Linked DNA regions of Homo sapiens: regions 2, 3, 4, 5, 6 and 7 are each linked to region 1. The links are chromatin contacts, found by Hi-C or POLR2A ChIA-PET in ENCODE. All regions are on one chromosome and are shown on one strand. Each heading gives the region's core, a stretch centred on a gene start or an enhancer-like site at or near the end of the contact. The rest is flanking DNA. Distances are from core to core; before and after follow the strand shown.

What was found. Hi-C counts contacts between places; a loop is a spot of excess contacts on that map. ChIA-PET counts read pairs that join two places held with the same protein, here RNA polymerase II (POLR2A). Pooled maps may share reads with other maps.
Region 2: a loop to region 1 is called in a pooled map, with 12 times the contacts of the local background. The contact joins the promoter of LINC01003 here to the promoter of ABCF2-H2BK1 in region 1. A Hi-C loop is called at or near these places in 1 of 37 single-sample maps with no recorded cell type and 7 of 50 pooled maps. POLR2A ChIA-PET finds 5 or more read pairs at or near these places in 1 of 52 experiments (activated CD4-positive, alpha-beta T cell).
Region 3: a loop to region 1 is called in a map of uterus, with 10 times the contacts of the local background. The contact joins the promoter of ATP6V0E2-AS1 here to the promoter of ABCF2-H2BK1 in region 1. A Hi-C loop is called at or near these places in 2 of 168 maps with a recorded cell type or tissue (naive thymus-derived CD4-positive, alpha-beta T cell and uterus), 1 of 37 single-sample maps with no recorded cell type and 10 of 50 pooled maps.
Region 4: a map of B cell shows a loop between it and region 1 (36-fold over the local background). The contact joins the promoter of ZNF862 here to the promoter of ABCF2-H2BK1 in region 1. A Hi-C loop is called at or near these places in 6 of 168 maps with a recorded cell type or tissue (B cell, CD4-positive, alpha-beta memory T cell, CD8-positive, alpha-beta T cell and 1 more), 4 of 37 single-sample maps with no recorded cell type and 16 of 50 pooled maps. POLR2A ChIA-PET finds 5 or more read pairs at or near these places in 3 of 52 experiments (A673, Panc1 and activated CD4-positive, alpha-beta T cell).
Region 5: a loop to region 1 is called in a map of CD4-positive, alpha-beta T cell, with 19 times the contacts of the local background. The contact joins the promoter of ZNF467 here to the promoter of ABCF2-H2BK1 in region 1. A Hi-C loop is called at or near these places in 2 of 168 maps with a recorded cell type or tissue (CD4-positive, alpha-beta T cell and naive thymus-derived CD4-positive, alpha-beta T cell) and 8 of 50 pooled maps.
Region 6: a map with no recorded cell type shows a loop between it and region 1 (16-fold over the local background). The contact joins the promoter of ACTR3B here to the promoter of ABCF2-H2BK1 in region 1. A Hi-C loop is called at or near these places in 2 of 37 single-sample maps with no recorded cell type and 7 of 50 pooled maps.
Region 7: a loop to region 1 is called in a map with no recorded cell type, with 15 times the contacts of the local background. The contact joins the promoter of XRCC2 here to the promoter of ABCF2-H2BK1 in region 1. A Hi-C loop is called at or near these places in 2 of 37 single-sample maps with no recorded cell type and 10 of 50 pooled maps. POLR2A ChIA-PET finds 5 or more read pairs at or near these places in 1 of 52 experiments (H1).

What each region holds. Positions count from the first base shown.
Region 1 is chr7:151,225,267-151,229,008 of GRCh38, reverse strand. ABCF2-H2BK1 (ABCF2-H2BK1 readthrough) reads left to right here and starts at 1,804. Exons shown (of 17, transcript NR_160983.1): 1 at 1,804-1,846; 2 at 2,509-2,704. ABCF2 (ATP binding cassette subfamily F member 2) reads left to right here and starts at 1,804. Exons shown (of 15, transcript NM_007189.3): 1 at 1,804-1,846; 2 at 2,509-2,704. The coding sequence starts at 2,551. RefSeq lists enhancers at 1,628-1,707, 1,818-1,867 and a silencer at 1,968-2,027.
Region 2 is chr7:152,461,524-152,465,373 of GRCh38, reverse strand. LINC01003 (long intergenic non-protein coding RNA 1003) reads right to left here and starts at 1,250. Exons shown (of 1, transcript NR_027387.1): 1 at 1-1,250. RefSeq lists enhancers at 325-824, 825-1,326 and a silencer at 599-1,618.
Region 3 is chr7:149,871,524-149,875,329 of GRCh38, reverse strand. ATP6V0E2-AS1 (ATP6V0E2 antisense RNA 1) reads left to right here and starts at 1,468. Exons shown (of 4, transcript NR_027040.1): 1 at 1,468-2,106; 2 at 3,534-3,688. ATP6V0E2 (ATPase H+ transporting V0 subunit e2) reads right to left here and starts at 1,361. Exons shown (of 4, transcript NM_145230.4): 1 at 1,161-1,361. The coding sequence starts at 1,264. RefSeq lists silencers at 925-1,104, 1,515-1,594, 1,625-1,834 and enhancers at 1,125-1,264, 594-1,562.
Region 4 is chr7:149,836,302-149,840,347 of GRCh38, reverse strand. ZNF862 (zinc finger protein 862) reads right to left here and starts at 1,973. Exons shown (of 8, transcript NM_001099220.3): 1 at 1,713-1,973. The coding sequence starts at 1,736. RefSeq lists a silencer at 1,438-1,897.
Region 5 is chr7:149,771,674-149,775,701 of GRCh38, reverse strand. It overlaps ZNF467 (zinc finger protein 467), which reads left to right and starts at 2,114. Exons shown (of 5, transcript NM_207336.3): 1 at 2,114-2,594. RefSeq lists silencers at 2,492-2,671, 3,608-3,757, 3,768-4,028.
Region 6 is chr7:152,758,275-152,762,395 of GRCh38, reverse strand. It overlaps ACTR3B (actin related protein 3B), which reads right to left and starts at 2,644. Exons shown (of 12, transcript NM_020445.6): 1 at 2,470-2,644. The coding sequence starts at 2,513. RefSeq lists enhancers at 1,793-1,842, 2,843-3,002 and silencers at 2,018-2,312, 2,073-2,592.
Region 7 is chr7:152,673,858-152,677,688 of GRCh38, reverse strand. XRCC2 (X-ray repair cross complementing 2) reads left to right here and starts at 1,548. Exons shown (of 3, transcript NM_005431.2): 1 at 1,548-1,648. The coding sequence starts at 1,610. RefSeq lists silencers at 1,302-1,771, 2,072-2,161 and an enhancer at 1,227-2,071.

The DNA of each region.
Region 1 (3,742 bases), core at 555-3,054:
TCCTGACCTCGTGATCCGCTGGCCTCGGCCTCCCAAAGTGCTGGGATTACAGGCGTGAGCCACCGTGCCCGGCCCATAAATAACTCTTTTGCTTCATACAGAAGGGTTTTACAGTCATTTAACTGTATTCTTTTTGTAACTATATTCCCATTTTACAGAGGAGAACATGTACTTTGCCCAAGGCCACACAATGAAGCATAGAACTGGGGTTATGCTCTTAATTATGCTATGCCAAGTGAGGTCTCCACCTAGGTACCCCAGCAACACACGAAAGTCACTTCGTTTAGGGCACTTAATTTCATGGTGTCAAGGTCTGTTTTTTTTGTTTTTTGTTTTTTTAGAGACAGGGTCTAGTTTTGTCACCCAGTCTGGAGTGCAGTGGTTTGATTATAGCTCACTGCAGCCTTGAACTCCTGGGCTGAAATGATCCTCCCACTACGGCCTTCCAAAGTGCTTGGATTACAGGTGTGAGCCACCACACCCGGCTTGTTTACTTTTCACATGTTCCTTCTTTATTATGAGCTCCCTGAGGTCAGGGAGTGACTTTGCACCATTGCAACTCCAGCACATATATCTGAGCCTGACAGATAGTAGGCACTTCGTTGGTGGAGGATATTCTAGGAAAATGTATGTTCAAAGGCATGCAGGTGTAAAATAGCACGCTTAATCTCCGAACTATTTAAGTAGGTAAGTTCTACTGAAGTATGAGTTTGAGAAGAAAAACTAATTCTCATTGTTTGAGTCACGGACTGTGGGCGAAAAGGTGCCACATTTGGAGAATATGCTCAAAGGGAGCAATAGCTTCCTTTGCTGCCCCAAACGTCACTGATGGTGAGGCTTCTGCTGCACAGGAGCCTGGAGAAGTAACAAAGATCACAAAGGGCCTGCCTTGTACTTGAGGCTAAACATTTGGAGTTTACAATGTAGGTAATGTGAAGTCCTTGAGAGATTGTATTTATTTTTAAACCATCCAGCCCAAAATGTCATGTGAGAGATTTTAAACAGTGAGACTCAAAGGGAAAGTAACGGGCCCGGTAGCATGGCTAACTAATAATAAAACAAATCTCAGCCAAGGGGCCTTTTTATCTCGGGGCCCTTTCCACCAAACTTGCATGGCTTCAGTGGAAACCTAACAATGCGGCAGCGGGGAGGCTAAGCGGCCGAGGTTCCAAAACAACGTCTGGCACCTTCTAAAAGTTTAACAATGAACCAGCCTCTAAAATTAAGGTTTAATGAAACCAAGGCGCTTTCTTTCGTGAAGGAATTCCGTTGGCAACATCTTTGCAGCGATGCCCCGCTTTCTGGAACCCCTCCCTGCCCAGCGCCCCCTTCATTTTAGTCCTCCCCTCACGCTCCCACCTCTCCTCTCCCATTGTTTCGATCTACTCCCGCTGAGGCAAGCTGGGAAGTGTAGTTGCACGCCCTGCTGCCTGAGTCGGTTAGGTAGCTCTAAAAACTCGTAACTCCACAACAGCTCAATGGATTTTCGAGAGGTGGGGTAAAGCCTGAAGGCTCAGCCGGTTTATCCAACGAGCAATCTGGGATTTGCAGTTTCCAGCGCCCGAAGTGCGCCCGCTAGCAGAGAGCTCTTGGACTCTAATCCCGCCCCCTCCCCGAGCCTCGCGCATCCTGATGGCGTCACGCGGCCCCGCGAGGTCTGTGGGATACATAGTAGTCCTCAAGGCGGGTCTCACTCTTGGCCGCTGCAACTTGAGGACTACACTTCCAAGGAGGCAGCGCGGCGCGCCGAGAACCACCCGAGGCCGTGATTGGCTGGTGAGCCGGCCGCACGCGGAGGATCCTAAGGAGCAGCTCTGTTGCGACATAGGCCGAGCAGCGAGGCCCAGTGAGTTAGGGGAAGGGGAGCTGTAGGGAGAGGGTCCCCGCCGGTGAGGGGGAAAGAGAATTAGAAGAGGAAGCAGGGACGGGGTTTGGATGGAGGGCTCTGCGAGGGGGAAGATAGGGCTAAGGGAGAGAAGCTGACGGGCGGGGTGGGGGAGGACCCGGGGGTGACGAGCGTGGAGACTCGGAGGGGACTCACGCGGGCGAGGACGAGTGCGTCCCGGCAAGAGGCTGGGCTCGACGGCCGGGTGATGTGGAGAGGGACGATCGAGAAGAGGCCCGAGACGGACGGGAGGAGGAAGCCCGGAAAGTGAGGCGGCTAGCTGAGTGCGGAGCGCCAAGTTGTAGGGAAACCGGAGACGGAGACCTCCGCTGAGGGGCAGAACCTGGTCCCCAGCCGGAGGCCCTGAAAGAAGGAGCGTTTCCAAAGTGAGGCAGTCCGTGGGGGACTGGTGCCTGTGGGAAGAGATGTTAAGATTAGAAGAGCCGCTGAGAATCGGCATTGGTTTGGGATACCCTGACCAAGTTGGAACAGACGAGGCGGGGGCAGGCCAGGGCATCAGAGGCTTGATGTTGATACGAAGATTCCTGAGAGGGATGGAGCAGGGCCCAGGCATTCTTACTAGTAAGTTTAGGGTTTGGGGGTATCTGTTTGCCTTCCTTCAGGCTCCCTGAAACAACAGTAACCTACCCCTGTGGGTCATCATCATGCCCTCCGACCTGGCCAAGAAGAAGGCAGCCAAAAAGAAGGAGGCTGCCAAAGCTCGACAGCGGCCCAGAAAAGGACATGAAGAAAATGGAGATGTTGTCACAGAACCACAGGTGGCAGAGAAGAATGAGGCCAATGGCAGAGAGACCACAGGTGAATTGAGGGAGGGGTGAGTTGGGGATGGTTGCTAAGACTTAATGCATGCCCCAGCCAGAGTTGGAATCTTGATGCTGGGGGTAGTGGAGAATGTATCTGGTGTCATGCAACTTTTCATGATGAATCAAATCAGTAGAGTTGGAATTCGTGCCACCCTGTCATTGCGCAAGGAAGCCGAAGACGAGGTTCTCACATACTCAGTGGCAAGCGGATGTGAGAGTTGCTGAGCTGCCTTGCTGCTCTATTAGATTGTGAGGAGGGGATCAGTTCCCTGCCCCTTTCTCAGTTTCCATTTCTATGCATGGTGACCAATGTGCCAGGTTCTTTGCTACATTATACAATAAGCTTGTCCTCTCACTGGTGTAGTGGCTCTACCTACAAGAGAGTAACTTATGAGTTGATTTATGGGGTTTTTCCTGGGAGAGAGCTCCCTTTCTGTTATTTATATTTTGGGAAATATTTATTATTTCTCAAGTGCTAGACATGGTGCTATACACTGAGGCACTACCGTCTTCCCTCCAAAAACTTACCGTCTAGACTGGGAAACATGGCCATATGCGGTAAAGACTATTCCAGGCCCTTGGCAGTCCAATCCCAGCCCTCTTCCCTGCCCCCTGAAAACTCCCTAAACAGCCTTCTGCTCCATCCAGACTATTTATTATCTCTTGGATAGTCACCACATCTCTGTCCTTTCACACACTGAATTATAATACCATCATGTTTTTGCTAGCTACATTTGACATTTCTGTCAAGGCCCAGCTCAAGATAATGAAGCGTCTCTCAGTCAAACCTGACCACAGTATTTCCATTCTCTATACCCTTTTGCTGTCTTTTAGTGTTACTTACCTTTTTATGTTGTATCTCCTGTTTCTTTGTCTAAATTGTTTCATCTTTGAGTGCAAGGACCCTGTCTTGGGTTTTTTTTATGACTTGCTTCTCAGGTAGACACTAAGTAAATGTTTGAAGAGGAAAGGAGAATTAGTCTGCAAGTTGTAACAGATAGGCGTTCAGAAAAGGGGGACTTAGAAAGCAATT
Region 2 (3,850 bases), core at 1-2,500, 1.2 Mb before region 1:
ATGTCTGAAAATGAAGTATTTTTATCTGTTCCGAAACGCCATAATATTGCAAAGAAGCATTTCAAATTATTGTTGTGTGAAATGTTCAAATTTAGCATTCAAATTTAGCGTTTTCCCACATTTTACCCTTCAATTTACACAATTTGGAAGAAGAGTAGATGAGTTGGTCATTGTTACTTAAAACAATGCGTCACCTTGTTAGGGAAAGAAATTAACATAATGGTCAAGGAGTGATAATTAAACAGAACATGACATTTGCTGTCCATTCAATGTTAAAGTTCTAAGCAAATTAGCATGGAGAAAAGGGATGGGTAGAAATAATAACAGAGCACTAGTTGATTAGTCCGCCTCCACATCCACGCTGCAGGCGTTGGACAGATCCGGCTTTACTGAGTCCACCATGCAGGGAAATGGACGCGCGGGCTAAGCGGAATCCCAGGGGCGCGATCGCACCGGCTGGCGTTCCAGCAAACCCTGCATCCCAGGCCCTGGATTCAGGCTGCCTTCTGAGTCTTTGACTTATTTTCCTTTGCCTGGAAACAGAACGCCGCGGTCCGTACCGGAGAGGGAGAAAGTGCAGGACGACCCGCCGGGAAGACCCGAGCGCGTGCGCCTTCCCCGCGGCTCCACGGGCACAAAACGGTGGCTCCGGAGCTCCTAGACCCAGGCAGCCCCAGCTGCGCGCGCGCCTCCCCCCGAGCGCGGCCGGGCTCCCGCGGGAAACAAGCGACCGCGGCACGCGTGGGCGCGGCGGGTGGGTGCCGGCGCCAGGTTCCTCCCGGCTCCCCACTGCGGATCCTCGCGGCTCCTCCCGGCTCCGCCCAGCGGCTCACCCCGCGGACGGGGATCCCTCCGCCCACCGCCGGCCCTTCCGCGCCAAGTAGTGCGACCCCGGCCCCCGCAGCTTCCGCCAACCCAGGCTCGCGAGGACGAGTCCACGGTCGCGGGCGAGAAGGAGCGACGCAGAGACGGCCGGGGGCGCGGGGCAGTCCCGAGGTTTTCCCCGCGAGGCCGCGGGGGGTCTCCCAGTGGCCAGGGAGAGAGCGCGCCCAGGTCCGCGGAACCACGGCTCCTGCCGCGGCGAGCGGGCCGGGAGTCTACGGTCGGGGCAGAGCCGCCCGGGAAGCCGCGCGAGGACGGCGGCCGGCGGCCGGCGGCGGAGGCAGGTGTCCCGAGGCCTGCCCCACCCCCACTACCGCGGGCAGGAAGAGGAAGGAGCCGCGGCCGTGCCTGGCGGGCGGGGGTGCCCGACCCGCGGAGCGCGTGACCTAGTTCGTCCCAAAGTGGATTTGACAGGTTGTCAGCTCCACTCCCCGCCCCCACCGCCTTCCGGGTCTCCCTCCTCTCGGGGGGAGGCCCACCGCCCGCGGTCCTCGGCTCGGCCTCCCATTGGCTCTCTCGCCGCCTGGCGCCCCGCCCTCTCGGTATCACCCTTCCATTGGCTTGGGACCCCGCCCCTGCCCCTAACTCACCCTCCCACTGGCTTCGTGCCGCCTGGCACCCCGCCTCAGCCCAGAGGACCCGGCCCGCCCTCCCATTGGCCTCGCACCGCCTAATTCCCCGCCCTCGCCCCGGCCCGCCCTCCCATTGGCGTCGTTTCGCCTAGTGCCCCGCCCTCGCCCCGGCCCGCCCTCCCATTGGCCTCGAGCCGCCTGGCGCCCCGCCCCTTCCGCGGGCCCCGCTCCCAGCGCAGCCCGGCTCTCTGCTTGTCTGCGGGTTCCTGCGGGCGTTCCTCAGTGTCTGCCTTCTTCCTTCCCTCTTGAGTGTTGCTCCTCTTCCTCTCCTTTTTTCCATGTCTCTCCTTTTTCTGATCTCCTCCCGTTTCGGCAGCCCGAGCGCTCTTGCCCGGTTGCACCCCGCAGCCTGAGCTGGGCTCCCGGTGCCGGCTGCCTGAGCTCCAGGACCTGCCCTGGGGCCCCCTACAACCTTCCCGCCGCTCCCGGAACCTGACCCCTCTGTGCTTCACTTCTCGGTTTTCTTCCCTGAAATAAGCAGCAGCGAATCCCTTCTCCAGGTTTTCTCATGTGTTCAGTCTGCAAGGCTTCTCCCTTTCTCCACCCTGCGCCTCGGTTTCTCCCCCGCTTCCCCGCCCTCCCTAAACTCAGCCAAGTGGAACAGATCTCCCAGCAAAACAAGGCAGAGGGCGAGGATAAAAATGATAAATGTCAATATCAACATTTTTATTGCTTTAGGTTTTTAAAACAGAAAATTAGCAGGAACGCCCAGATCGACCCAGACCTAGGATCAAGATGGAGTTTCTTAAAGTACCAAGTGAGACTGCAGTGACAAAGTCGATTATCCCAGCAATATAATCAGCTTTGCCTGGGGAATTTACTTTTACTTTGTTTTTATTTGTTTGTTTGCTTTGAGATGGAGTCTCGCTCTGTCGCCCAGGCTAGAGTGCAGTGGCGCGATCTCAGCTCACTGCAACCTCCGTCTCCTGGGTTCAAGCAATTCTCCTGCCTCAGCCTCCCAAATAGCTGGGAGTACAGGCGCCCACCACCATGCCCAGCTAATTTTTGCATTTTTAGTAGAGACGGGGTTTCTCCATGTTGGTCAGGCTGGTCTCGAATTCCTGACCTCAGGTGATCCGCCCGCTTCGACCTCCCAAAGTGCTGGGATTACAGGCGTGAGCCACTGCGCCCGGCCTACTTTTAGTTTATGCAGTATTCTGGCGATTTAAAGTTTGTATTTTTTTTTTAATTTTCTGAGCTCGTTTTGTAAATGGCTGCTCTTGAACGTAAGGATAAATTGACTGATGAGGCTGAGGTTTGGAGCCAATCCCCGCACAAGGCATTTGGCATCAAACACGAGAAACCCTTGGCTATTCAAATGAGGAAACTCAAGTAACTTTCCCAGGGTCACTAAAGTCGGAGACCTCAAACGTGGACCCAGGTCAGGCTCCAGAGGTCCACCAGGACGACCCATCATGGCTCATGAATGTATCCGTAAAAATGGCAGAACTGCTCTTTCCAGCTGCCTTCCTACCTATCATGGGGGTCCTAACCGAGCTCCCCATCATGACATTCAAGGCCTACCTTATAGGATCCCTGCCTTACAGGAGCAGTTTCAGTGCAGCAGGCACACTGACCACCTTTCTGCCAAGACCTTTTTGCCAGAGGGCCTTTGCACTTGAATTTCTTTAGACTTTTCGCCTGGCTTAGCTCGTCTGTCACCTTGGGGAGGCATTTTTCTTTCTTTCTTTGTTTCTTTCTCCTTTTTTTTTTTTTGAAACGGAGTCTTGCCCTGTCGCCCAGGCTGGAGTGCAATGGTGCGATTTCAGCTCACTGCAACCTCCGCCTTCCAGGTTTAAGCGATTCTCCTGCCTCAGCCTCCTGAGTAGCTGTGATTACAGGCACGTGCCACCAACCCTGGCTAATTTTTGTATTTTTAGTAGAGATGGGGTTTCACGATGTTGGCCAGGCTGGTCTCAAACTCCTTCACCTCAGCTTACAGGTGTGAACCACTGGGCCCAGCCTCTCCTCTCTTCCCTGCTCCCCTCCCCTCCCCTTCCCTCTTCTCTCTCTTTTCTTTATTTTTCTTTCTTTCTTCCTTTCTTCCTTCGTTTCTTCGTTTCTTCCTCCTTTCCTTTCCTTTTCCTTTTTTTGAGATGGAGTCTCACTCTGTCGCCCATGCTTGGCTCACTGCAACCTCTGCCTCCCAGGTTCAAGTGATTCTCCTGCCTCAGCCTCCCTAGTAGCTGGGATTACAGGTGCCTGCCACCACACCCAGCTAATTTTTGTATTTTTAGTAGAGACAGGGTTTCGCCATGTTGGTCAGGCTGGTCTCGAACTCCTGACCTCAAGTGATCTGCCCACCTCAGCCTCCCAAAGTGTTGGGATTACAGGCA
Region 3 (3,806 bases), core at 219-2,718, 1.4 Mb after region 1:
AATATTGCTCCATCTTAATGCAGACGTGTTGTGGAAAGGCACTGCACAGAGCTGCATTTGTGGCAACCCAACAGGGAGTGGTCTGTAGAATTCAAAATTCATGGAGCAAGGGGAAGGAAAACAATAGGCTAGAAGACAGGGCAAGAAGCAGGCAGACTGTGAGCCAGTTCTGAGGCCCAGTGAGTTGTTACAAAGAGAACAGGGACTAGCCACTTTGCGTGTACTCAGAGAAGACCAGAGACAGATGCTTCAAGTGCAGCAAAAGAAATTTCAGTCAAACTGAAGCAAGAACTCACCAAGAATAGCAGGAGACGCAAGACACGAAAATGGTTTACAAAGTGAAGCTGTGGGATCCCAAACCCTGCCTGTCTTTAAGAACAAAGGCAGCACTCACATGTCCAAACGGCCTTTGGGCAAAGCTAACTCTAATCCAAACGAGGCCCTTGATCTTTGATCTAAAGCACTGCAAGCTGGTGCTGGACACAGGAGCACGCGATCCCTTTTTCAACATTACTAAGCAGGTTGTGCCAGTCCTGGCTGGGCACTGAGTAGACAATGGTGAACTGGACAAACTCCAGCCCCTGGGAACATGCAGTCAAGGGAAGGGTGCTTTGTAACTGAAGATAATATGAAGCAGAAACTGGTGAATGGCGCAGCAATCTGCTAGAGGACCTTCGAAAAATAACGCCAGCTAAACTTATCCCATACCTACAAAGTGTCACGCACTGGTAGGTGTTTTAAATGCGTTACCGCAGGTCATCCTCACAGCAGCCTTTTAAGGCAGGAGTCGACATTATCTCCATTTTACCCATGAAGAAACTGAGACTTGATATTGGCTCTAGGTCACACAGCTAGCAAGGAGTGGAGAAACTGCGTCAGTGCCCACTTGTGCCCTTTACTGGCTGCAGGAGGGGTGACAGACATCTCCAATGTCACTCTCCTCTTTACCTTCTGGATATGCCCTCTCGCCCCACCTCCTGCCTGTTCCCGGCTGTCAGAGACCCAGGTGCAGAGAGACCTCAGAGGTGGCGTCCGGGGTCCTGGCGTCCCTCCTGCGGACGCTCGCTGCAGAGCAGGAAGCCGCCGCCCCGGGGCGGAGGGGCGAGCCGGGCCAGGGGGCCGGGGTGGAGAGGTCTGCAGGGCCTGCGCGCTTTCCTTACCCGCGGTTGGGTCCCTTCGGCACGAACCAGGGCCCGGCGATGCCGACGAGGCCCCAGAACGTGGTGAAGATGATGACCGGGAGGGCGAATGAGTGCGCCGTCATGGCCGGGCGCAGGATGCCCAGGCAGGATGCAGGGCCGAGCAGCGGGCGCTGCAGGTGCGCGGGTCCCCAGCCGGGCAGCGCGCTGAGCATGCGCAACAGGAGTCGAGCACCCGAAGCGATCAGCCGGGCCGGGCCGCGCACGCGCATCTCCTGATCCAGCCCGCCGCGCTGTCACTCAGGACCTGCCTAGGAGCCCACTCGCTGATTGGCTGAGCAGGGCCGCGGACAGAGAGAAATGCCGAGGAATAGGGGCGCGGCCGCCCGGTTTCGGCGATGGGTTATAGGGTCCGCGTCAGCCCCGCGCCCGCACAGCCAACGTCACGCCGCATTCTTATTTCCAAAGACCCCTGGAGCTTGGGGTCCCACCCCAGCGGTCTTTCGGGGCGTCCCCTGCCCTTCACGCGCCGCGCCGGCTCGGCCCGAAGCGCCCTGCGGACCCGCAGCCTGGGCCGCCCCGAACCTGACGGCCCCGCGGGGGTCGGACGCGGGAGGAACGGCCTCGCTTTCAGAGACGCAGCGGGAGGGCGGTCCCCGCTGTCCCTCTGGCCGGGTCCTCAGCACGCGTTCTCCTCACTCCCAGGACTAGCGAGCGGCGGGCGCGGACCGGGGCCTGGGGTCGGAGGCGGCGCAGCCAGAAAGGCCCCAGCGGCGCTGAGACGTTTGGGGGAAGGCGGGGGCTTCGCGTTTCGATGGCGGGAAGCGGAATGAGGTTGGACCGGCCGGGCCGGCGTTCAGGGACCCGGCGGGAGGCGGAGGGCTGGCGTCCTCGCGGACATCCATCTGCAGCGAACCAGGCAGAGGCTTTGGGATTAGATCCTTGACTCCTTGCGTCAGTAGTTAAGGTTTGTTTAAATATAAAATGGGATGGCCCTTCTTACAAGGTTGCTGGAGGATTAAATGAATAGGCATGTGGAAAGCACCTAGTATAATAAGGCTCGGTAGTTTCTTCCATCAGGGCTGGAAGAGACCACGGAGCCTGCTTTCCTCCTTCGGCGTTTGGATCTCACATATCCCTTCTTCTCTGGCGATCAAAAATCCCTATCTTCTGTAGAGATCCCTTTTACAGATCAGTGGCCTCCAGGCGGTATCTCTAGCAACAAGTGCTACCCCAAGCGGCCGGCCACACATATTCCCTGGCTTCATGACATAGGGAGGCGCAGTCCCCACGTGATGCAGAAGGGAAATGTGCCTGTCCTTGCACTGACCCCGTCAGCCATGTGTGCTCCTGGCTGTTTTCTGAAATCAAGAACCAGTTACATCCGCCCTTCTCCGTTCTCTAGTTGAAACCTCCCTATCCATCCTTCCAACATTCATGTAAGTTGGAGGTGGGCGTGGGATGACACCAAACTGTTAGGTATAAAATACCATCCTAGCCTTCGAGGGGTTTCTAAAGTAGTTGAGGAGTGATATATTCTGGTAAAATCATAATGCTGGACAGCGCAGTTCTAAGAGCCCTGTGATCAAAGTAGCCAAATGCCCATTATGAGAATTCAGAGGGTGGAGAAATCCAGGAAGACTCCCTGGAGGAGGTGAGATTTTAGCTGGATTGTAAACAATGGTTATTTTTCTCATCCAGAGTGTGTACATTGTTGAGAACACTGGCCTAGGATAAGGGTGCACTTGGCATCCAGGAGATAGAGTTAAGAGTATGTCCATACAGGCCTTCAAAAAATCACCACGAGGGCTGAGCGCAGTGGCTCACACCTGTAATCCCAGCACTATGGGAGGCAGAGGCGGGCGGATCACGAGGTCAGGAGATCGAGACCATCCTGGCTAACACGGTGAAACCCCGTCTCTACTAAAAATATAAAAAAATTAGCTGGGCATGGTGGCGGGCACCTGTAGTCCTAGCTACTTTGGAGGCTGAAAGGAGAATGGCGTGAACCCGGGAGGCAGAGCTTGCACTTGCAGTGAGCCGAGATTGTGCCCCTGCACTCCAGCCTGGGGGACAGAGTGAGACTCCGTCTCAAAAAAAAAAAAAAAAAAAAAATCACCACGAAAGTTCTATAGCTCAAAAAAGACGGACTTTTTGAATTTTGTTCTGGAAAAAAAAAAATCCTCTGTAGAAAATGACAGCTGTAAAGTGAAATGTATTTCCTTCTTTGCCTCTGCTCCTTTGTCTTGGCTTTGGCCAGAACCAAAAACATTGCTGAGTCTGAGCAGCCACTCATATTAGCAGCCTGCAGCTCTTACTCTTTTCCTTTAATGTCTTTGATGTTTCATTTCTGTCCTAATTTGCATGTGATTGCCTGTGTCATTTGTTTGGCAGCTTTGTGATGGTCTGAGGTCCATGAAGGGATTAAAACCAGGAACTGGCTCCTTCTCCAACCACTAAAGCCTCATCTGGGCCCACAAGCCCTGGCTGTTCCCTGGAGCGTGACTGGAAGATGTGAGCAGCTTTGTGCTGGAGCCCCATTTCCATGGGTAAACTGTTCACCTGATCAAACAGCTCCCCAGAGTTCCACAGTACCACATATTTATTTTCTAGAACTTTGTTTTTAGCTGAAAGGGATCTTAGAGGCTAAGGCAATCCTATCACTTT
Region 4 (4,046 bases), core at 724-3,223, 1.4 Mb after region 1:
CACACATTGTACACCTGTACAATATTTTTCTTTAAATATTTTTGTATTTTTATTTTCCAGCAAACCATTCCATCAACAAAAAGTATTTTTCTTTATATTCTAATTCTATGAGGTTTTGTATTTTTAAATTTTTTTTTTTTTTTTTTTTTTTTTTTTTTTTACTTTTTAAGCTTTCTTAAAACCTAAGACACAAACACACACATTAGCCTAAGCCTACACAGGGTCAGGATCATGAAGATGTCACCAGGTGATAGGAATTTCTCAGCCCCACTGTAGTCTCAGGGGATTGTACGTGAGAGCGGTGTTGATGGAAACCTTGTTATACAGCGCATGACCGTATTTCTCTTCTCCCGTTAAAGGCTAAGAAAGCCTCTGACTGAACAGAATAGCTTGGAAATCAACTTCAAATCACTGATACCAATATCAATCCCAATATTTTATAATCCTTCTTCCCCCTACATTTTGCTTCTCTTTATTCAAATTCAGGTTCAATCTAAACCAATCTGGGGATATTTCCAAAGGGTAAGGGCCATAAGCTCCATCTTTGCTTGGGTTTTGTTGAGCTTTATTGGCTTGGACCACGTACTCTGTAGGTGCCGTGTCTGCTACATGCATCACTGTAGCTTGTGGAGGGAGGGAGGATGGAAGAGATGCTCATGCGAGAAATCACCTCTTTTGAAATTCAGAGTCCTTCCTAGTCTTCCCAGGAAAAACTACAGCATCAAAAGAACCTCATTATCCTTTTCTCTCTTTTCGTGTGGGACAACCCTTTCAGGCGTGTCCAAGTTATTGAAGTGAAAACTGCAGGAGAGCTCCTTGAGAAAGGTGATCATTTCCTATTTATCCTCATACTTCCAGCATCTCGTTCAATGCAAATCACAGATCACAAATGTTTATTAAATGGACAGTTTTTTAAGGGACTCAATAAACAGTCGAAAACGTTTGTTGAGAGAATTCTCCTCTGTGCCAAATAAGAAACAATACTCAAGAACTGGCAGCAAACAACATCCAGAAAGATGTTAGTCCCAAGAGGCTGCCACTGTCTCCAAGCTAATGTGCCCACAACCACACTGGTCTTGGATGACACGGCCTGGAAGCGCTGGCAATCCCGTCAAATCCCTGAACTCCGCCCCCAAGCACTTTCTTTCCACCTTTTCTTCCAACTCAAAGCCTCTTGCCCAAAGCCAATTTATGACACAGGTTTCTAAGCAATGCCCAGATATTCCATGAAGTACATAACCTAGAAACAGAAGTGGCAAAAAGCATGCCAGATGCCCTCTCTTTTCAGCCCTTTCTTGGTAAGGAGGATCTAGGCAGGGTCAAGCCCTCAAGCGTCCCACCCTGCAGCTCCCACTGGCGTCCGATCCAGACTCCAAGCCTTAGCAGGGCCTCTTCAAAACGCCGAAGGTGGTGGGGAAAACAGGAAGCACCTTCGCATCGCTCCACTCGGGGGTCACCCAACCCAGCATCGACCCAGCGGACGCTCGGCAGCTCGGGGAGGATGCGCGGACACCGAACGGAAGCGTCCGCTCCTCTCCGCCACCCTCCCGGGGTCGGGCGCCGAAGTGCGGGAAGAGAGGGCGGGCCGGCGAGTCCTTCCCTGCAAGCCTGGCTCATCTGCGGGGCCTCCGCCCGAGCCGCCCCGCCTCGCCCGAGCCCGGCTCGGGGATCCTCGGGAGGGAGCGGGCGGCCCCCGGGCCTTCCAGTCCTACCTTCCCCGACTCTCTGGGCTCCATGGCCCCGCTTTCGGAGGCCCGTGCCGCCCCCTCCCCCCGCGGCCTGGCCTGAGGATGCAGCCGCCGCGACCGCCCCGGGGACCCAGGCTCCCGGAGGGGGAGGGCACCCAGGTAGGGAGGGAGCGCGGCCCAAGAACTTCGCTCTCTCACGTCGGGGGGCGGTAGCGCCGGTGGACCCAGGATAAGCGCGCTGAGCTGAGACTTGCGTCGCACCGAGCGAACAGCTTTACGGTCACTGCCCAGCCCCAGGCGGCGGGGCGTGACGGGAAGTGTAGTCCGCTCTAGGTGAGCGGCTCTCGAAGCTGCTATTGGCTCCCGGAACGCAGGTCCTGATTGGACGCCGGCGGCGCGCTTGCGACCCTCCCCGCCTCCCTCCGGCGACAGTTACTAGGCAACGGCGGCGTGGCGTCCTTTAGTCCTCTGCAGCAAGGGCAAAGCGCTCTGATTGGGCTACGCGAAGGCCAATGTCAGCCTTGAAGTTCTAGGTTTTCTTTTATTAAGGAGGGCAATACTTTTTGTTCTATTCACTCAAAAAGTATCATTGGTTGCCTACCATGGGTCAGGCCGTGTTCTAGGGTTTGGGAGAACACAGTTGAATGAGACAAAGGCCTTGCCTTCAAGGAACTCACGATCTATTAGGGAATCAGACCAGAAACAGATAATTACAAAACAGAGACAAGGGCTATGAAAGAGGTAAGCACAAAACATGAATTAAAGCCCGCGTTGTCACCTTAGAGTGAAGCGGTGGGGGATATGAGGTGCTTAGTCAAGGATTTCCTGCGGAAGTGATGCCTCAGCAGAATTAAAGCAAGAGGTAGGGTCTGCCAGGTAAAGGAGGTGCAATGGACTGACCGGTGTTCCCCTCCCAGGAGATGGGGCGTTTGGGAGGTTTAGATGAAGTCGTGAGGGTCAGGCCCTTATGGTGGGATTAGTGTCCTTATAAGAAGTTTTGTCCAAGTGCGGTGGCTCACACCTCTAATCCCAACTCTTTGGGAGGCTGAGACAGGAGGATCACTTGAGCCCAGTAGTTTGAGACCAGCCTGTGCAACACAGTGAGAGATCCCATCTCTATAAAAATAAAATAATTTTGTGAGGTGGAAGGATCACTTGAGCCTGGGTGGTCGAGGCTGCAGTAAGCCGGGATGGCGCTTCTGCACTCCAGCCTGGGTGACAGAGCAAGACCATGTCTCAAAAAAAAAAAAGACTTTTAGGGGGCCAGGGCAGGGATGTGCCTTCATGAAGGTGTTAGTGACCACATGCGTGCTGGGGGAACTAGCTAGGCCCTTTGCCCTTCTGCCCCTCTGCCTTCTGCCATGTGAGGACAGAGCAAAAAGGTGCCCTCCTGGAAGCAGAGACCAGGCTCTCACCAGACACAGACACTGCTGGTGCTTTGATCTTGGATTTCCCAGCCTCCAGAATCATAAGAAATAAGTATCCATAATTTATAAATTACCTAGTTCCAGGGATTTTGTTACAGAAGCACATAGAGATTAAGACAATGGTCAACTAATTTTTTTGTATTTTTAGTAGAGACAGGGTTTCACCATGTTACACAGGCTTCAAGTAAGCGTTTTCCATTATCCAGCTCTGCTCTTCTGGCCAAGGTTGAATAGACCTAAATTCCGTTCGAGGAGTGTAGGGGAGTCTGCATTACTGAAAAAAAGAATGAGACACAAGAAATGTGGAGGAGAAGGCAGAGAGTGAGGACTCTGTGGATTCCAAGTGGCCTGCCACTCACCACCTCGACTATATCACTACCTTGAAGAGCTATATTTCTGCCCATGAGTTATCCATGTCTTTATAACAGATTCTCTTTTAGGGGTTAAAAAACTGGAGGACAGCTAGGGTAAATCATTCTTTTGACACATTTTTCCATAAAAGGTTTTCCATCTTTCCAAGAAAAATGGAGCAGTATCTAGGGGGAAATGGGGAATCAAAGCAGTAGGACTAAGATATGAGTCACAAGATCTTGTTTCTGTGTTGATGGGAAGGAAACTGATGATTCAAAGGGGGATAGTGCAAGGAACCAAGTCCTTGAGAAATCAGGAGGGTCTAGGAACAGGGTATCGAGGGCCCTTCCTAGGGATAGGAACACTTTTTTTTTTTTTTTTTTTTTTGAGATGGAGTCTCTCTCTGTCACCCAGGCTGGAGTGCAGTGGCTCAATCTTGGCTCACTGCAACCTCCACCTCCCAGGTTCAAACAATTCCCCTGTGTCAGCCTCCTGAGTAGCTGGGACTACAGGCGTGCACCATCACACCCTGCTAATTTTTGTATTTTTAGTAGAGACAGGATTTCACCATGTTGGCCAG
Region 5 (4,028 bases), core at 865-3,364, 1.5 Mb after region 1:
CACTCTCAGGCACTACCACAAATTAACATGGGGCTCTGGGCAAGCCACCCTCCATTTCTGGGCCTCAATTTCCTTCCCAGTAAAAATTTCAGGGACTTCCCAGGGATGCACAAATAGGTCTCAGACTCCAGTAATTCTTTGAAATTGTATGTGCACATTTTTCTGAAGACAGTTCTATACTTTTATTAGATTCTCAAGAGGGCCATGACCCCATGAAAAGGTTAAGAGCTCCTGGGCTAAACGACTGATGGGGTCTTCCAGCCTTGAACTTCTGCCTGGATGATGCTCCCCTGCCTCCCGCCCCTCTCTTGCCCAAACTGAGGAGTCGGGGGCAGTGAGTGGGAGCACTTCTAGGGTAGCTGGGGTTCCTGAGTGTGTGGAGATGCGTGGGCAACATGTACCCTTTTCTCCAGGGTCCAGTTTCTTGCTGGGGATGATTATGTGTGGCTGGTTGGGCCCACCCTGTCTCCTTCTTCGAGGGTCTCCTAGAGTCTCTGGGGTCTAGAACTGGGGAGCCTATGCTGAGGAATGAGAGGACCCTCTGGAAGGAGTGGGCGGGGGAGCCAGCTCCCCCAGCCCTGGGGCAGAGCTAAGCCGGATGAAATAATCCGAGAATCCGGCTGGGAGGGGCAGTGACAGGCTCCACAGGGGAATCCGGGGTCCACCCTGGTCCCAGCAGAGCTCTGAGCACACCCGGACACCCGGGCTGGAATGCAGCCTGGCTCCGACTCCACACCCCTCGGTCTCCTAAACCTGATATCCCTCCGAGTATCCTGTAGAGTCATTCCACCTAGGGGAGGAAGGGGGCTGCTGTTAACCAGAGCTGGGCCGGGCTCTCCTTCTCCTGGGTTCACCATTGGTCCCAGGGCCAAAAAAGGGCCCAGAGTGAGTCTCTCAGGGGGTCACGGATGACTGGGATCAACTCCTGCTCTGGAGTCCTCAGAAAGAGCCACACGCACACCCAGACACCCCCCTTTCCTGTTTTACACACATGCACACTCTCACTGTAAGTCTCACAACACCGGCACAGGTGCTCGGCCACACCCCAGCACGCACAGTGACACATGCTACTCCAGGTGCTCCCTTCATCCTGGAGGCAGAGGAGCCTTCACAGCTGAGCCCGAGTGATGGGCGCTCTTCCAGGCACTCATCCTTGTGGTGGGCTGTGGTAGCAGGAGCTCAAGGGCCATTCACACCCTCCCCTTCCCAGCCTCACTCAGCTCTGGATTCAAACCGGGGCTGATCAGGCAGCACTGGGATTGGGAAGAGACCCGAGTTGCAGTCACCCTTTCCCGTAAAGGGGCAGAAGGGAGGAAGCTGGAACCCAGGGGTTTGGAGAAAGTTCATGGAGAGGAGACCGGGAACTAACAGTCCAGACTTCAGCATCTCCGGAGCTTTCAGGAGTGGGCGCAGCGGGAACAAGGCCAAGGAGAAACCTCGTAACCTGGGCAGGGAGGGCGAGTGGAGTCCCCTGAGGAGCTGGGGCTGAGGGCTGAGGGCTGAGGGCTGCCCTCCACATCTAACTCCAGGTGGTGTCCGGGCCAGCAGGCCCCCCAGCAATCGTCTCCCGCCCATAGAGCCCTCCCCTCTCTGCAGCCCCCTCCCAGACCCTCCCCCGGACCCCGCCCTCAGAATCTCCGCCCAGCCCCGTCCCAGCCTTGCCCCCTGGAGCTCCCGACCTGGCCCGGCCTTCTCCCAGGGGACCTGGCTTAAAGTCCTCTCCCCAGTTTCTACTTCGAAGGACCCGTTCTCGCAAGCACAGGGGCCCAGCCCTCTCTCCCGCCTGCCCCCACGGCTCCCGCGGCTGGTTTCGAATCGGGTCCTCGGGACTCCAGGCGAGGGGCTGCGGGTCTGGGTGGATCGGGGTGGAATCCGGGTGGAGAATGGGGGCGGGGCCGGAGTTTCCCAGACCGACCCCCCGGGCCGTCCTCCCGCGGGAGCGCGGCGCTGCACACCCGGCTGGCACCGGCGACTTAGAGACGGCAGCGCACGACTCGCTGGCTCCCCCCCGACACGGCCCCTCCTCGTTCCCCCAACTCCTCCCCGCCACCCCCCCACCCGTTCGCGCTCCACCTTTCCCCGGCTCCTCCCTCCGCGGCCGCGAGCACCCTCCCTTGGCACCCTTCCCCGCAGCCCGAGTGCCTGTCCTCCCCAGCCTCCTCGCCCTCCTCCACCCCCTCTCCCATCACCCTCCCCTCCCCTCCCCTCCCCTCCCCCGTCCTGAGCTCCCACTTCCACACCTACTCCAGGCTCGGAGCCTTAGGACCATCACCTGCCCACCTAAGCCCACGGTGCTCCCTCCTGGGACCCCACTCCTGAAACCCCCTGCCCCTGCCTCCCCCAGCCCGGTGCGCCGGGGCTCTCCGCCCGCTCCCTCGGTCCCTCCTCCCTTGCAGGCGCCGTTTCCCGGCTTCGACTCCCCGCGCGTCTATCCCTCTCCTCCCCGCGAAGTTTCGGGGCTGTCAGTCTGTCAGTCTTTCAGGCCGTCAGCACCCGAGCTGCAGGCGGCGAGCGCCATTGTGAGCAGAGCCGGCGGGGCAGGAGGCCCGGGCGCCTGGGTCCCCGCGGCGCGGGCGGAGCGGCCGGCCAGCCAGGTAAGGGCCGGGGAGGCTCCTCTGCAGGCGGCCCCGCCCGCGTCTCCCTCAGCGCCGCGGTTGGGTCACGGCCGGCTCCGCGCAGGTGACAGCCCCGGGGGTAGGGGCGCGGACGGCGGGCGTGGGGGAGGGGCGCGGGTCCGGGGAGGTCGGGGGCTGGGGGGAAGGGAGGGCAAGGCCGGCGCGGGCAGGGTGAGGGCTGTGGGGGTAGAGGAGACCGGGGGGGCTGGAGGGAAGGGCGGGGGCTGGGAGGGGGTCGGGCGGGAGGCAGGTGGGAAGGGGGACGACGGGCCCCGAGGGGAGGAGAGAGGGAGTGTGGGAGGGGGCCGAGGGGGAAGGGGAGGAAGAAGCGGGCGCTGGGGACCGGGCCACTCGGTAGGGGCGGGAGAGGAGGGCGCTGACAGGTGAGCCCCGGAGCTGGGGAGGGGGCCGGGACCTGGAATGAAGTCGGCGATCGGAGCTGCTTGGGAGGGCGGCGGGGCAGGGAGGTGGAGCTGAGGGTCCCGTCGGGAGGAAAACTTGGGAGGGGTGAGAAGTCCGAGGGGAGCAGAAATAGGGAGGGGGCGCCGCGGCGGAGAAGAGAGGCGCGGAGGGGTGTTCGGAGGGGAGACGGAGTGGGGAGGGCAGGGCCCGCGGGAAGGTCCCGAGAGAGCGGGTCAGCCCTAGACCCCCAGGCTTGGGGGCCGGAGGACCCGGGAGCTGGGAAGCAGCCTGGGAGGGGGGAGGGGAAGAGCGGTTCTGGGGACTGGGGACGGGGAGGGAAGCGAAGCTGGAGCCTGCTGGGGAGACAGAGGGGGAAGGGAGGCGGGGGCCTCGGAGGGGAAGGAGAGCTGCAGAAGGGAGGGGGGAGGGGGAGGGCGGTGGGGAGACGTGGGGGAGGGCTGGAAAGGGGGAGGGGAAGGGAACCGAGGTGAGGCGAGGAAAGGAGAAGGAAGGGAAACCGGGGTGGGGGAGGAGAGGAGGGAGGGGAGAGGAGAACTGGGTTGGGGAAAAGAGCTGAGAGGAGGAGGGCGGGGGTTGGCGAGGAAGGAAAAGAGGAGGGGGAAAGGAAGGGAGAGGGTGTGCAGCCGGGGAGGGAGATGGAGCGGGGGAGAACCGGGAGGGTAGGGAAAGGCAGCCTGGAGTCTGAGAGGGGGAGGGGAGCGCTGCCGCCGAGGCGGCCCGGAGCGTAGGGTCAGGGGAGGCGGTGGCAGCGGAGGGCCGACCCGGACGGGGCCTCGAGGGGTTGGCCCTGCCGGGCTCGGGCGGGCGGAGCCTGAGGGGCGGGGCCGGGGGCGGAGCCGAGGCGCCGGCCCGATTCGCAGGGGAGAGAGGGCGGAAGGCAGAGGGAGCGGGAGGGGCGGGGCAGAGGGAAGGCTGCCGGGGAGATGGGGGAGGGGAGTCTGCTGGGGGAGGGGCGGGGGAGCCGCGGAAGGCGGAGCAGGGAAGGGGCAG
Region 6 (4,121 bases), core at 1,395-3,894, 1.5 Mb before region 1:
TCCAGCTTTCAGTAGATTTGAAATTATTTCAAAAAAAGTTGAAAAATGCAAAAGACTTCATTTGAAAAGTTTGGCTCAGAGAAGTGAGACCGGAGTTGTGAAATATTCTCTGAAAACTATGCAGCCTAGTCATCCCTTTAAATAGATGAAGCTTTATTTTTGGACTCAGCAGATCCCTTTGTCCATATTATCCTGGCCTCCAGCACATCACTGCTTACTCAGGTAGTCTCGGGGTTTACCTGAGGAGGATTCAAGGATACTGGGATGAAATTTATTTGTAAAAAATACTGTTTATCACACTGTCCAATAAATCATTAGTGCCCACTATGTATAGCTCAATGCTTTTACAATTTAGTACTACAAAAAAAGGCTTTTTTCACCCAAGAAACAGGTATTTCTCTTGATTTCTGATGACAGGAATTACATAACCATGACTCTTATGATGTTGTCAGACAGGAAGACTAAGGTCGAATGTGCGGACCAACTTCAGCAGCCACTGGGCTAAAGCTCAGGGTGACTTCCTAGGTCCGTTCTTTTCCTTTGGCTTGGTTATTTTTATCTGAATTTTACCACTTTTTGTCCTATTTTGAGGCAAAACTAAATCCAAAAATCATTTTGGCTCTCTGGGAAATGTAAGAACTACTGATGTGCTCAAGTTGGTAAATTCGGGCTCTTTCAGGCTCCTTCTGGCCATACACTCGATATGGGGAATTCATATGGAGATTCCCTGCCACCGTTTCTAAGTCTTGACACCAACTTCTGAAGCATGACTTTGGGCCACAAAACAATGATCTATAGAAGTTGAATCTCCAAGTTAGCCAAGTTACATTAATCACTTACCTCAAAAGGTCAAAACTGAGCACGACATTTTAGGTATTTATAGCAAGAAAGATGAGTAAGGTCCACGACTTACTAATCTTAAAGGTATGACAACTCTGTGAGCATTATTTTATTGCTACTACCAAGAATTCCTTTATATTTTAATAGTTCTGCAAGACTAAAACTACAAAGCAAAAATCTCACATGCAAATGTGGAAATGAAAAATACTTTCACCCACTGGTTTCACTCTTGACACAACCAGACCTGAGGGGACCTGAGGTGAACCCATTGGGGGAGGGCATGAGTTAAGGGTGTCAATAATTGAGGGAGGGGAGCTGTAGTATCGACAACGCTGATTTTGGCTTGTGTTTTAGGTAGAAAAGCAAGTTCTAAAATAAAGAGCTACAAAGCTTGATATGACGTGTATTTCAAAAAGAATTCACACAAGCAAAGAGGATTTTTCCAGTCCACAACCACTTCTGGTCGCTTCAGCAGCAAAAGGAAGGAACTAACAGTAGGAGATGGACTGTAGCAAACTAAAGAAGGCACCCCCACAAGGTTGTCAAGGAAACCAAACCAAGTGCATTTTTCTATAGAAAAGAATCAAGGGTAAGGTGAACATGCCATGTTACATTTTGTGGCAAAAATGATTAAAATCCCTTCTTGAAAAAAATCGCTAAGAGACCAAATTTACTTCCAGGCTATTTTACTAAGCACTACACCCATAACGCAGGCAGGCAAGCTTGTATTCCCAAACTACCAGCTACATGGATTCAGCAATCACCTTACTACAACCAGCTAACTTGGGTCACCGATACTTCAGGGCATTTCCTAAGATCTCTTTTTAATAGCTTAACGGCAACGAAAGAAGTGGTCACACTCAAAAAGTTAAAAACAAAAACCTCTACCACAATTCCACAAACATGCTCTCCCAAATTTAGGGTATTTTTCAAAATGGAGTCTTTTTAAACACATCATTTTTCAGCGAAAAGGCAAATCTATGCAAACCAAAGGGACAGCTTGGCCTGAGTGTGCCATTTCATACTGGAAAAGCGCAGGGAGGGCAGTAAAAATGGTATCAAGTTGGGAGATCGATGCTATTCTCTCCACAAGTAGGTGGTAAAGAATCCTCAGCCAGGAGGAATGACACGCACACGCGGGGACAGAACGAGGGCCAGTGCTGAGAACGCTGGAAGGCAGGGACACCGTTCACTAGGAGATGAGTGACGTTAAAGGATCTGCAGTGATGATCTGTGCCTCACGCTGGCGAATATTCCTAGGAGGGGAGATCCCGCGCTCCCGGTGTCCCTCAGGGTGTCCACCCCGGCGACGGCCGGAGCCGGGCTGCGGGTCCAGGGGCCCGGCCACGTGGGCGGGGGAGGCGAGGAGCGCCGGGCTCGCTCAGAGTGGGCACCGCGTCCCTACCCTCCGTGCTTTTCCTCTTGTGGCCCTTCCCGGCAGGGAAGAGGGGGTTTTACGACGTCAAGGCAAGGCTTGGAGGGAAGCGGCGGCCGGCGCCCCACCTGCCCAGGTGATCGCGGGGCTCAAGCCCGGGGCGACGGACGCAGCTCGACCTCCAGGCGAGGTGGACGCCAGGGGCCGGGAGCGGGGCCGCGGAGGAGCGGGGGTGGGCGCCGAGCTGCTCTTACCCGGTGCCACAGTCCACCACGCAGGGAGGCAGGGAGCCTGCCATGCTCGGGACGCGCGGCGCTCGGCCCCGCCGGCAGCCCGAGAGCGCCCCGTCGCCGTCCGCTCCGCCGCCCGCTAGCCCCGCGCGCAGCGTCTCCCGCGAGCCGCCGCAGCGCCGCTGCCGGGAGCCCGGATGCTCGGCGGCCGACACGTGACGTCACTCCCCGGTCGGCCAATCAGAACGCGCGCACGCCCCGCCTCCCCCAACACCCCCACCCCCACTCCGGCGCGCCATCTTTAGTGCTGGCAGCGAGGCTTCTTGGCCCCATACGTCCAACCTTGCTGCTGGAGAGATTGGGGTTTATTTTTAACTGACTTACATGAACGTGACCCCATTTCCGAGGCCTGGCGCCTTTCTCCTCCTGTAAGTCTTCGCTCGAATGTCACCTTGCGAGGGAAGTTGTTCCTGATCACCCTGACTATGTCCCCTACCGGTACTGTATCCTCTGTCTCAACAATCTGTTGGTTTCATTCCTAACCCTTAAAGCAAAGTGTTTATATTTTTATATTTATGTATTTGTTGTCTGCCTCCCCTACTGGACTATCAAATCTTCTAGGATAGGGCTTGAGTCTGTCTTAATCACTATTGATGAGCAGCAGGTGCTTAGCACAGTATTTGGTGTACCTGTGGAAGTGCCCAAATGTTTGTTGAATGACTGAGTAACCTTCCCCATATAATAAAAAAAAAAAAAAAAATTAGTTGGAATTGGCCGGGCGCGGTGGCTCACGCCTGTAATCCCAGCACTTTGGGAGGCTGAGGGTGGATCACAAGGTCAGGAGTTCCAGACCAGCCTGGCCAACATGGTGAAACCCCTTCTCTACTGAAAATACAAAAATTAGCCGGGCGTGGTGGCGGGTGCCTGTAATCCCAGCTGCTCCGGAGGCTGAGGCAGGAGAATCGCTTGAACCTGGGAGGCGGAGGTTGCAGTGAGCCAAGATCGCGCCATTGCACTCCAGCCTGGACAACAGGGCGAGAGTCTGTCTCAAAAAAACAACAAAAAAAATTAGTTGGAATTATTATACCTAACACGGCCTAAATTTTTCTAAGAAGAAAAATCTGCAAAACAAATGCTTGGCCAGCCTTAAGGAATGAATGGCCTTAGACTGAGTAAACCACACCAAGATCACTCCTGGAAAATGTTTTCAAGTGTCGAAGATGGGATGATCGCCCAAAAGTTCTTACTGAAACCAAAGAAGGCAAACACCACCTACTATATTATAAAGGTACTGAGAGTCCCACTTGCCACTTGCTTCCTGCTTCTTGCCCGATCGTAAATTCTTGATACTAATTTTTTAGGAGCTTTCTGGAAACATGTATTTTTTTGTTTTGTTTTGTTTTTTGAGATGAGTCTCACTCTGTCGCCCAGGCTGGAGTGCAGTGGCGCAATCTCGGCTCACTGCAACTCCGCCTCCCAGGTTCAAGCAATTCTCCTGCCTCAGCCTCCCAAGTAGCTGGGATTACAGGCACCCACTACCATGCCCGGTTAATTTTTTGTATTTTTAGTAGAGACAGGGTTTCATCATGCTGGCCAGACTGGTCTTGAGCTCCTGACCTCGTGATCTGCCTGCCTCAGCCTCCCAAAGTACTGGGATTACAGGCATGAGCCACCAC
Region 7 (3,831 bases), core at 299-2,798, 1.4 Mb before region 1:
TGTGCTTTGAAAAAATATGTCTCTACTCCGGATAGAAGTGGGGCACACAGGGCCAGGCGCGGTGGCTCACGCCTGTAATCCCAGCACTTTGGGAGGCCGAGGCAGGCAGATCACAAGGTCAGGAGTTCGAGATCAGCCTGGCCAATATGGTGAAACCCCATCTCTACTAAAAATACAAAAATTAGCCTGGCGTGGTGGCACGTGCCTGTAGTCCCAGATACTTGGGAGGCTGAGGCAGAAGAATCACTTGAACCCGGGAGGCAGAGGTTGCAGTGAGCCGAGATGGTACCACTGCACTCCAGCCTGGGCGAGAGTGCAATGAGACTCCGTCTCCAAAAAAAAAAAAAAAAAGAAAAAAAGAAAAGTAAGTGGGGCACACGATTCAGGCCTAAGCTAACCAGACCAACCTCATTCCTGATGGTTGTTAATGTTTCAGATACGGGCCCGCAGCCCTACGTAGAGAAGAGGCCAAGGTAGAAAACATGAATCTGAGGTAAAAAGAAATGAGGTACTTGTTTGCCTCATCAAGCCTCTCAATTAAACTAACCTTGAAGCCTGTCTTACCTTTGGACTTCTAGTGATGTCACCCGGTAAAGCCCATTTGTTTCAGGACGTAAGAGTTGGGTTTTCTGTGACTTGGAACCAAAACCATTCCAATTTACAAAATGAGCAACTTTAATATTACCCATGAGAAATACTTCATTGGTATATGCTCTTTCCTAGCGTTTTTGAAAACTAAACTAGGTGGGTGAAAAGTATATCTTTGCATGAAACTTTTTCATTCCAGAAAACATTTTGTCATCTTGATAATAATGGCCAATGCTACTATATCCAAATTTTTGTCTTTTTTTTTTTTTGAGACAGAGTCTCGCTCTGCCGCTCAGGTGTGATGGCGCGATCTCGGCTCACTGCAACCTCTGCCTCCCTGGTTCAAGCGATTCTCCTGCCTCAGCCTCCCTGAGTAGCTGGGATTACAGGCATGCGCCACCACACCTGGCTAATTTTTGTATTTTTACTGTAGACGGGGTTTCACCATTTTGGCCAGGCTGGTCTCGAACTCCCGACTTCCAGTGATCCTCCTGCCTACCTCAAAAAGCAACTTGATAAATCCACAGGCTCGGTATATTTTAAAAATTCTTTTAAATACAGTATACTTTTCTCTTTTTTTCCAGAATTAACCATGAATCGCACACACAGCCAGAGGCTTTTAACCCGAGAACGGACAAAGGGGCCTGCTTGTGCAATACAATTATTTTTAATGGTTAAACAAATTAATACATAAGACCAGCTTTACCTAATATAATAATAACGAACCAAAGTTTACAACAGACAAGAAAAGCACCAGCTGTCCCCGCCACCCCGGAGCGATCTCCAAGGGGACGCGGGAGAGCGCCGCGGGGGACGCGGAAGTCTGACGTCACAGGAACTGGGGGCGGGGCGGGGAGGCCCGCACACCCTATTGCGCATGCTCCCGCCTCCCCGGCCGCGGCCTGGCGCAGTGCGCACGCGCGCGGGTGGGCGGGTTTGACTGGCCGTAGAGTCTGCGCAGTTGGTGAATGGCGTTGGTGGCGGGAAAGTTGAGTCTCTCCTGCGCCGAGCCTTCGGGGCGATGTGTAGTGCCTTCCATAGGGCTGAGTCTGGGACCGAGGTGAGAGCCGCCGGGTTGGGAGTGAGGGAGATGGGAACAAGGCCGCCGGTGGGCGAGGGGAGCCGAGGGAACCCGGGGGATTGGGAGGCTTGGGGCGGCGCGGCCTGGCCGGGCTGGGACCGGCCTCTCGGCCTAGACGCCCGCGATGCTGGCACCCTCTGCCACCTCTCACCTGGGCCCCAGGGGTCCGCCCCTGGGCAGCCTGGAGTCCTCCGAGGTGGGAGGACCGGGCGGAGGTGGAGGAAGTCTTTCTTTGGAAGACTTGCTGCCTGCCCAGATCGATATAACATACGAGGTCTCTCCTCCCAAGAGTTATGGTCTAAAAACCCCTCACAAATTAACTACCGTTGGAAATGTCAAGCTATGCAAGAAAAGCTAGAAAAGGGGAGGGGTCGCCCGTTGGAGCATTTGGAGCTTTTCTGGAACAGGTGGTGTTTGCGGAGGTTGCCTCACCTCCCTGTAGCCCACGTGTCTCTGCTTAGGGCAGCTGGCCCTCGCCACCCCCTAGTATTCGTTTCCAGCCCAGGTAGCTCCAGAGCCACACAAGCCGGTGGATGCCCCTCAAGAATTGAACCAAGTGTCCAGCACTTACTGTGTGTCAACTACGTGTTAAGGGATAGGAGTAAGCAACAAAAGACATAACTTCTGCCATTAAAGAACTAGTAAGGGAGGCTGCTGTAAGAATTACAGTATTGCACAAAAGTTTGTTGTCCATTAGAGGGGCGGGCATCATGGAAGATGCAGGAGGAGATGACTGAAGTTTCAAGGACCATTTGAAATGGTTTGGCAAGGAGAGGATGACATTCAGAGCGGAGACAGTCGGGAGTACATGGATTCTGAATTAAGCAAGAGCATGGCTAATTTAGATAACTGCAAGTATTTCTGTAAAATTGGAACAAAGGGAGTGAGGGACAATAGGTTGGGAAGTAAGCGCTGAGCAGTGGGCAGGGTATGAAGGATCTTTTATGCAGATGAGAGAGGAAGCAATCTCAAAAGAGTCAGCAAACATTTTTGTGGAGGGCCATGTGGTAAATATTTAGGCTTTGCAGGCCATGCCGTTTCTGTCACAGCCACTCAACTCTGCTGTTCTAATGGGAAGGCAGTCATAGATAAATAAAGGCACATGGCAGCGTTCCAATAAAGCTTTGTTTTTTGGATTTAGCCTGCTGGCCATAGTTTGATAATCCCTGTTCCTAAAGAGTAGAACCACTGCTTAGTATAAGAACGGCTACAGTTATAAACCATAGATATATATATATTTAAAAATATATTTATATATAATATATATTTAAAAATATATTTATATATAATATATATTTAAAAATATATTATATAAATATATATTTAAAAATATATTTATAATATAGATTATATAGAAAGTATATAATACATATAAACATATTTTTTATATATAAATATATATTTTTTTGAGATGAACTCTCGCTCTGTTGCCCAGGCTGGAGTGCAATGGTGCCATCTCAGCTCACTGCAACTTCCGCCTCCCGGGTTCAAGCGATTGTCCTGCCTCAGCCTCCCAAGTAGCTGGGATTACAGGCACACGCCACCACACCCAGCTAACTTTTGTATTTTTAGTAGAGACAGGGTTTCGCCGTGTTGGCGAGGCTAGTTTCGAACTCCTGACCTCAGGTGATCCGCCTCAGCCTCCCAGAGTGCTGGGATTACAGGTGTGAGCCACTGCGCCCGGCCAAAACCTTATATTTAAATGATTATTTGAAACCCAGGTTAAGGTCCGATGATTTTTGCAATCAGAACAAGCCTTGTATCCAAAAAATGAGAGTCTAGCACAGTTAAGTCATGGAACAAAGAATTTAACATCATATCCTTTGCCTGCCTTGTCTGTGTGGCAATCCTAAGCCTAGCTCATACTACTCTGGAGTGGAGTGGGGTGGAATGGTGAATAGGAAGCTAGGCAATTGGCGCTGCTCTATTTTCCTTTTTATTAACAAAACCAGTTAAGCCAGTCTCTTTCCCTTTAAGTGTCTTGGGAACTATGTGGCCACTGCCAAATTTGTTTGAACTCTAGCTTCTTTGCACATTCATCTACTTTGAATTTACTTGGAGGGATTGTGTTGAGGAATATATCTGAAGCCATAAGCTAACCCAAGAAACTGAAATAAACTACTTTAAATTTTTGGTTTTTTTTGAGACAAGAGTCTCACTCT